Linked DNA regions of Homo sapiens: region 1 is linked to region 2. Evidence: chromatin contacts called from ENCODE Hi-C or POLR2A ChIA-PET data. All regions are on one chromosome and are shown on one strand. Each heading gives the region's core, a stretch centred on a gene start or an enhancer-like site at or near the end of the contact. The rest is flanking DNA. Distances are from core to core; before and after follow the strand shown.

Region 1 (4,074 bases), core at 766-3,265, 260 kb after region 2:
CAGCCTGGGCAACACAGTGAGGCTCCGTCTCAAAAAATAAATAAATAAATAAATAAATAAATAAATAAATAAAAAATAAATAACCTAAGTAGGCCTAAGATAAGGGGCAAAGGACTCACACCAACACCTAACATTTCACTTCTTTGGCCCTGGCCCACACTTTTCAGGCATGAAGCTGTTCAACCTGTATAAGTCCTGTCCATAACAACACAGTCATTCATCCAGCCCCTCACTTACACCACAGTAGAGAGCTGCGTCAATGAACACCCACAATTCAAGGGGTTTAGCACAGAGGTATTCTCAAAGTCTCCTAAAAAGCTTAGTTTATTAAGGCTTAGATAAGATGCTTGAGGCCTTGAATGTTATAGCAATAACCAGGATTTACACTTTTGCAAGAACAGGCTTTAAGGACACTAAGAGCTACCCTGATGGCCCTGGACCACTTCTCACTTTCAACTTCTTCATTTTTTTTTTTTTTTGAGATGGAGTCTCGCTCTATTACCCAGGCTGGAGTGCAATGGTGCCATCTCGGCTCACTGCAACCTCCACCTCCCAGGTTCAGGCAATTCTCCTGCCTCGGCCTCCTGAGTAGGTGGGATTACAGGCACATGCCTGGCTAATTTTTGTATTTTTAGTAGAGACGGGGTTTTACCATGTTGGCCAGGCTGGTCTCGAACTCCTGACCTCAGGTGATCCACCTGCCTCAGCCTCCCAGTGCTGGGATTACAGGCGTGAGCCACCTACCTGGCCTCACTTTCAACTCTCAAAATAATAGGTACATTTTCTTTTAGGAGTGACTAAGGTAAAAGTGACAATGGTTTCTCATTCAGACTCCATTCCTGACAGCCTCACTCAGTGCTCCATGAGGGAGGGAGCTGATGTACAAGGGAACAGACAGACTCTCCAGGAAGCAAGAGCTCCAAAAACAGGGAGCAAAGCCTGTGCAGGGCCCCTTCCTTCTTCTGCAGCCAAGAGAAGAAAGCCCCTAGGCCCCAAATAGTGATATTGGTACCAATCTACAAATAAGCAAGTTGAATAAAATACAGTCCAGAAATAGACCCACATATATGTGGGAATTTATATATATAATAAAGGTGGCATTTCAAATCAGAGAGGAGGCCCTTCAATGAAATCTGTCTGGACCATTGGGAAATAAGTCAATTTAGATCCATTTAGATTCTTACCTCAATTTAGTCATTAATTCCAAATTGTAATTTAGACTTGCCCTGGGCCTTTTAAACTGTAACTTTATATCCTTTTAGAGTCTATTTCTATTTGCTGTCTAGTTTTTTTTTTTTCAGGATATGGATTGGGAATCATGGCCTGAAGGCCAGGCCCTGCCTGCTCAGTCCCAGATATCATTTGTATGTGACGAGCCCTGCAGAGGTCCTCACCAGCTGGGAGTCACTGGCTGGTCAGATTCACGTTGGCAGCACCTGACAGGATGTGGCTACAAATGACCAGAGCGGGTTCTGTCGTCAAACTTGGGACCCGTACTTTGGAGCATAACGGGGAAGAAAGTGCTTAAAGGATTGCTCATTGCAGGATCTCAAGTTTCCCAGCAGGAACTCGCCATGCGGGGTCATGGGGGCGCAGGGACGGAGGGAAGGGCCTTACCGTCTGTCGGCCGTAGGGCCAGGGGTAGGAGTTCTCCTTCTGGGCCATCCTTAGAGAGAAAGGGGGAGGAGAGCTGGGCGGAGAAGGGAAACAGCCGTGAGAAGCAGAGAAAAAGAGAGAGAGAGGGAGGGGTTGGACCGATCGAGCCGGAAGCGCTAGCCCGAGCTGGTAAAAGGGAGCAGGTCAGCACACTAGCCCCAATCTGGGCGCTGGTCTCACCGCCCCCGCCCTGCTATCGTCCCTACCTCCTTCCAGCCCTGCGGCGTGCGCGCAGGCCAGCCCAACGGACCCTCTGATCTACCTGATCATCTGCCCACTCCCGGCGCAAGGCCTGCGACAGGAGGCCAGCTCACCTGGGGTCCAAGGCACTGCTACTCTCCCGGCCGCCCGCAAACAACTGAATCTGCCACGCCGCGCCCTGGCCAAGGACTTTTCAAATCTCCCGCCCCGGCCCCATTGGGCAAGCTCGTCGCCCATGCCTAGTTCCCATTGGCTCGATGTCCTGTGACGTAAGTCATGGGAACCCAATGGAAGAGGCGGAATGAGAAGGGCTCACGCTTGGCTTCCAGTTTAGGAAAGTTTCCCCAAATTCCCCCAGTGAATTATCTTGCTTTTTCTTTTCTTTTTTTTTTTCCTTTTTTGAGACAGGTCTCTCTCTGTCGCTCAGGCTGGAGTATAATGGTGCTATCTGGGCTTGCTGCAACCTCTGCCTCCCGGGTTCAAGCGATTCTCGTGCCTCAGCCACCCGAGTAGCTGGGATTACAAGCGCCCGCCACCACGCCTGGCTAATTTTTGTATTTTTATTAGAGACGGGTTTTCGCTGTGTTGGCCAATCTGGTCTCGAACTCCTGTCCTCAGGTGATCCACCCGCCTCGGCTTCCCAAAATGCTGGGATTACAGGCGTGAGCCACCGTGCCCGGCCTTCTTCTTTTTATAAAAAAAATTAAATCTTTAATGTAACTGGAGTTTATCCTTATGCATGTATGAGCTGGGGTCTAACTTCTCTGCCCGATGGAGCGCCAGTTATGTCAACACCATTTGTTAAACAAACTGCCCCAACAGAATTTAAATGCTGCCCTTGATATATAATGTTAGCATATTTACTTGTGTCTATTTCTAGACTTTGTATTCCGTTGTTTGCTCATTTGCCTGTGTGTTTATTCTTGTGTCATTACTATGTCGTTCTTAAAAGTTCTGACATTCCTGGGAGGAGTTTTTCCACCAATAGACCTTTCGTTGCAAGATCTCTGTTAGCTGCCGTGTTGTTTGGGCCCACTTTCATTTTTCCTCCTTCCTGCCACACTTCCTTCTTTTCTGCTCTTCCTAACCCTCAGATTTCATTACTGGGTTAAATAAATACATTTTTGGGCCTTCTATGAAATAACCAGTGGATATTTATTAAGTATGTACTGTCCAGCACTCTTCTCCTTTCTTCTAACACTCTATTTTTCCTTTAGGGGACCACCTGTCTCTCCAGTCTATGCAGTCGGTTTCTGTAGTAGTTTCTGTTGCTGACAACCCCAAATCCCTAGGTTGATGAAGACCTATTTAAATCTCACTTTTTTTTTTTTTTTTGAGATGAAGATTCGCTGTGTTGCCCAGGCTGGAGTGCAATGGCACAATCTCAGCTCACCACAACCTCCTCCTCCAGGGTGCAACTGATTCTCCTGTCTCAGCCTCCCGAGTACCTAGGATTATAGGTGCATGTGACCACGCCCGGCTAATTTTTGTATTTTTAGTAGAGACGGGGTTTCATCACATTGCTCAGGCTGGCCTCAGGTGATCCGCCCGCCTTGGTCTCCCAAAGTGCTTGGATTACAGGCGTGAGCCACTGCGCCCAGCTTTATTCCCACTTCTGAAAGCACTTAGAGTTTTGAGGATTTGAGAAGGAAACTGACTTCATTGCAGGTCCAGAAATGAGCCCCAATTAACTTATACTAATCAATACCTTTTATTCCAGATTATGGTTATTGGATCAGGCATAAGCCTGTGATTTAAGTGGGCCAGCTAGTGGGAATCAGTTTCTTGCTCAGAATGCTGGGCAGCTCAAGGAAACACTTAACGTTTACTGGTTTATCATAAAGTGTATTACAAATGATATAGATGAAAAGATGTATAGGGCAAGGTATGGAGGAAGAGATTTCTGGAAGTGAGCAGGGAAGCATGCAGCCCTCATTGCTGCTTCTAGTGCTACTGAAGGAAGCAGCTTGACATTGAAGCCTAACATTGCAGAAGGCAGAAGAGAGGCCTGGAAAGAACTTCAGGACTTGATGACATTGTTGAGCCTCTACATGCCTACGTTAGCACTTTTCTTACATGAACAATAGAGAAGATTATTATTCAGCTAATATCCTTTCTGAATGCATTCTAAATGCTATTTGCTGTTTAAGCATATTGTGTAGAAAAAACAAACCATGGCTAGGCTTGGCGGCTCACGCCTGTAATCCCAGCACTTTG
Region 2 (3,927 bases), core at 1,232-3,731:
AAGGAACACAGACTCCCGCTTGGGTGAGATCCCCCGGAAAGAGGTGAGGGAAAGTCAGGCAGGGACCAGGGGAGAAAAGGGCTCTCACTGACCAGCTCCTTCACCTCTGCACACTCCTGGCTGGCCCCTCCATTCCACCCCTGCATTCTGTAGCATGGCCTTTCCTCCCTGCAGACTCATCTGGCCCTCTCCACGTGCATTTCCTCAGTGGGGTGGGGAATTGAGAGGATCTGACGCTGATTTCTTCCTCTCTCTTCCCTCAACTCTCAGATTCCCTCCCAGGCTGTCCCTCGCCGCCTTGCTACAGCCCCCAAGACTGAAAAACCTCCCGCACGGAAGAAAAGTGGGCACCCTGCCCCGAGTAGCATGAGGAGCCGGGGGGGAGTCTGGAGATGAGCCCCCCTACCCTCTCTCCTCTTTGTTCTCTCATTGTTGTTATTTTAATAAATGCTCATTAGTCTGTATCAGAGTCTCTGGCTCATAGGAATTTGGAAAATAGAGGTTTTGTAGGGAATCACTTCGTAAAGAAACCACATTTGGTTGAGTACTTTTTTTATATGTTACATGTTTATATGTCATTTCCTGTGGGAAAAGACATGAATGCTTTGGAAGACGGTCTATGACAAGATTTGGAAAGTTGGGGCGGCTAAGATTCAGTGGACAAAGCTAAAACCTGCAGAGCAATGAACTCTGGGTGGTAGTGGAATTATGGGTGATTCTTAGTTTTTTAATACGTTTCTGTATTTTCCAAATTTTCTAAAACAAGTATATGTTACTTTAATAATCAGAACAGACCCAAACTTTAATAAGAGTAAGTTATTGTATAAAGAGTTTGAGTTAAAATTTGGTTGTTGGGGAGAAAGTTTTCTAAGGGAAAATAATTCTTTCAGGTTGCATTTGTAGGATTCAGATTGGCAGATTCTACTCCAGCCAGCAGACATATTGTTGCTATAGTCTTCACGCTTACAGCTTTAAAACGTGTAAAAGACTAGAGTGCTGGGTCCTAATTAAACAAAAGAGTTTCTGCACAGCAAAAGAGACTGTCGACAGAGTAAACAGACAGCCTACAGAATGGGAGAAAATATTCTCAAACTATGCATTTGACAAAGGTCTAACATCCAGAATCTATTAGGAACTTAAATCAACAAACAAAAAACAAATACCTCCATTAAAAAATGGGCAGAGGACCTGAACAGACACTTCGCAAAAGAAGACATGCAAGCAGCCAACAAACATTTGAAAAAATGCTCGTTAATAATCATCAGAGAAATGCAAATCAATTTAATGCAAAACCCCACAATGAGATACCATCTCATACCTATCAGAATGACTATTATTAAAAAGTCAAAAAACAACATGCTGGCGAGGCTGCAGAGAAAAGGGAATGCTTATATAGCTGTCAGTGGGAATGTAAGTTCCGCCACTATGGAAAGCAGTTTAGAGATTTCTCATAAAACTTAAGAGTTACCATTTCACCCAGCGATCACATCACTGGATATATACCCAAAGGAAAATAGGTCATTATTCCAACAAGATACATGCATTTATATGTTCATTACCACACTGTTCTTAATAGCAAAGACATAGAATCAACCTAGATGCCCATCAGGGGTGGATTGGATAAAGAAAATGTACATATACACCATGGAATACCACACAGCCATGAAAAAGAATGAAATAATGTCCTTTGTAGCAACATGGATGGAGCTGAAGGCTATAATCTTAATTAAGCGCGTTAGTGCAGGAACAGAAAACCTCATACTACATGTTCTCCTAAGTGGGAGTAAACATTGAGCACATGTGAACATAGACTTGGGAACAACAGATACTGCAGACTCCCAGAGCAGGGAGGGAGGGAGGGAGGGGGACGCGGGTTGAAACACTACCTAATGGTACTATGCTCACTACCTAGGTGCAATATACCCACGTAACAAACCTGCACATGTATGCCCTGCATCTAAAATAAAAGTTGAAATTGAGGCTGGGTGTGGTGGCTCACACTGTAATCCCAGCACTTTGGAAGGCCGAGGCAGACAGATCACTTGAGGCCAAGAGTTCGAGACCAGCCCGGCCAACATGGTGAAACACTGTCTCTATTAAAAAATACAAAACATTAGCCGGGCATGGTAGTGGGCACCTGTAATCCCAGCTACTTGGGAGGCTGAGGAAGGAGAATCACTTGAACTTGAGAGGCAGAGGTTGCAGTAAGCCAAGATTGTGCCACTGCACTCCAGACTGGGTGACAGAGCAAGGCTCTGTCTGAAAAAAAAAAAAAAAGAGAGTTGAAATTGAAAAAAAATAGACTGCTGGCAAGAAAACTAAACCATGTTTATAAAACTTCCATTTAAATGCTCACTAAAATGGACAAAGAAAAACAATACTAGGGAAGAAAATAACGTAGACATGAAATTTAAAAAGGCCCCAAATTCATGGTACAAACACTGAAAAGCACTCAGTCAAACTGAAACTGGAAGAGGATATCCTACCTTGAGACTCACACGCAGCTCTCAGCTCTGGCACATGGTGCAGGGTAGTGGTGATGGCAGGTACAATTCTGAAAGTGGTGTTGGCAGGTAAGAGGTGGGTGTTTGAGGGACAGAGTTTACCAGATTCTGAGAAGAAGGCAGGGCCCTTCTATCTGACCCTGAGTTATACACATGATAGGATGTGGATTCATAGAGTGTTTTGTACTAATGTTTGCATTTTACTTCCACCTAAGTAACTTTCTAGCCCCCAGGGGACGGGCAAAGGAAGAAAAGGTGAAGATGAATGACCAGACATGTGGGTTGCCCTGCTCAGCTGTGTCAGAACGGCTTGATCCTCAGCCCCGCACAGGACCACTCTCTGGCATGCACCAGCGGAGAAACTGGAGGCACACTGGCGCAGGAGCAGCCCCAGGCTTGAGGGCTTTTCCAGCCCTGTCTGTTTACCCACGTATGGAAATGTTTACTTTTCTATTTTTTACCTTAAATATGTAACACTGGTTTGACCAAACTCTCAGATTCATGGCACACTATCATCATTGGTAGGTGATGGTTTGCTACGGTTTTTAATAGCTGGTAAAGTGAACACCCAGTTCATTCTCCTCATTATCTCCTGGATTCCCGCCTACCGCCATCAGTCAGTATGCCCTACATTTTTCTTGACGTGAAGCACAGCCTGGAGAATATTCCCTGAAACAGCTCTTTAAACGCAATCCAAAAAAGGCATCATGCTGACTTAACCATGTTATGAGGTGAGTAAAACAACGTTGATTTTTAAAACTGTATATATTGGCTGGGTTCGGTGGCTCATGCCTGTAATCCCAGCACTTTGGGAGGCCGAGGTGGGTGGATCACCTGAGATCAGGAGTTTGAGACCAGCCTGGCCAACTTGGCAAAACCCCATCTCTACTAAAAATACAAAAAATTAGCCAGGTGTGGTGGCACATGCCTGTAATCTAAGCTACTCGGGAGGCTGAGGCAGGAGAATCCCTTGAACCTGGGAGGTGGAGGTTGCAGTGAGCCGAGATCGCGCCACTGCACTCCAGCCTGGGCGACAGAGTGAGACTCCATCTCAAAAAATAAATAAATACAAAATAAAACTGTATATATTATATCCACATTAAAATCTGAAGACCACCAAGGAGACTGGGGAGGAAGAGAAAACCCACAGTCAAGCAGTCCCCACTTTTTCCTCCCAGGATCGTCGTGGGAATATGCTGGGGGCGGGGGAATGAAAGATTTTAAGAGTTCATAAAAACTCACTTGCAGAGAAAGTAGGTGCAGCCTTCTTGAAGCTCAGGTTTCACAGGGTGTAGATGGGGGGTTGACCTGGGACTTTGTCTCCTAAGAACTCTCAGAGCTGTTGTGGTTGGGAGTGGGGAAGGTCCTGGAAGTGGAGTTTGTTAGGGTGAAGGCTAATAACAAACCCAGTGATACACTGACT

What was found. Hi-C counts contacts between places; a loop is a spot of excess contacts on that map. ChIA-PET counts read pairs that join two places held with the same protein, here RNA polymerase II (POLR2A). Pooled maps may share reads with other maps.
Region 1: a pooled map shows a loop between it and region 2 (3-fold over the local background). The contact joins the promoter of AURKB here to the enhancer-like site in region 2. A Hi-C loop is called at or near these places in 1 of 50 pooled maps. POLR2A ChIA-PET finds 5 or more read pairs at or near these places in 2 of 52 experiments (HEK293 and activated CD4-positive, alpha-beta T cell).

What each region holds. Positions count from the first base shown.
Region 1 is chr17:8,208,560-8,212,633 of GRCh38, forward strand. AURKB (aurora kinase B) reads right to left here and starts at 2,016. Exons shown (of 9, transcript NM_004217.4): 1 at 1,971-2,016; 2 at 1,618-1,690. The coding sequence starts at 1,665. RefSeq lists enhancers at 1,248-1,907, 1,469-1,518.
Region 2 is chr17:7,949,115-7,953,041 of GRCh38, forward strand. CNTROB (centrobin, centriole duplication and spindle assembly protein) reads left to right here. Exons shown (of 19, transcript NM_053051.5): 18 at 1-43; 19 at 271-806. The coding sequence ends at 396. Among named protein-coding and RNA genes, the nearest start is that of CNTROB, 19 kb to the left of the region's middle. Within about 2 kb of position 2,482, at least 5 of the 41 ENCODE cell types and tissues checked have a DNase peak (open chromatin) inside an H3K27ac peak, as active enhancers do.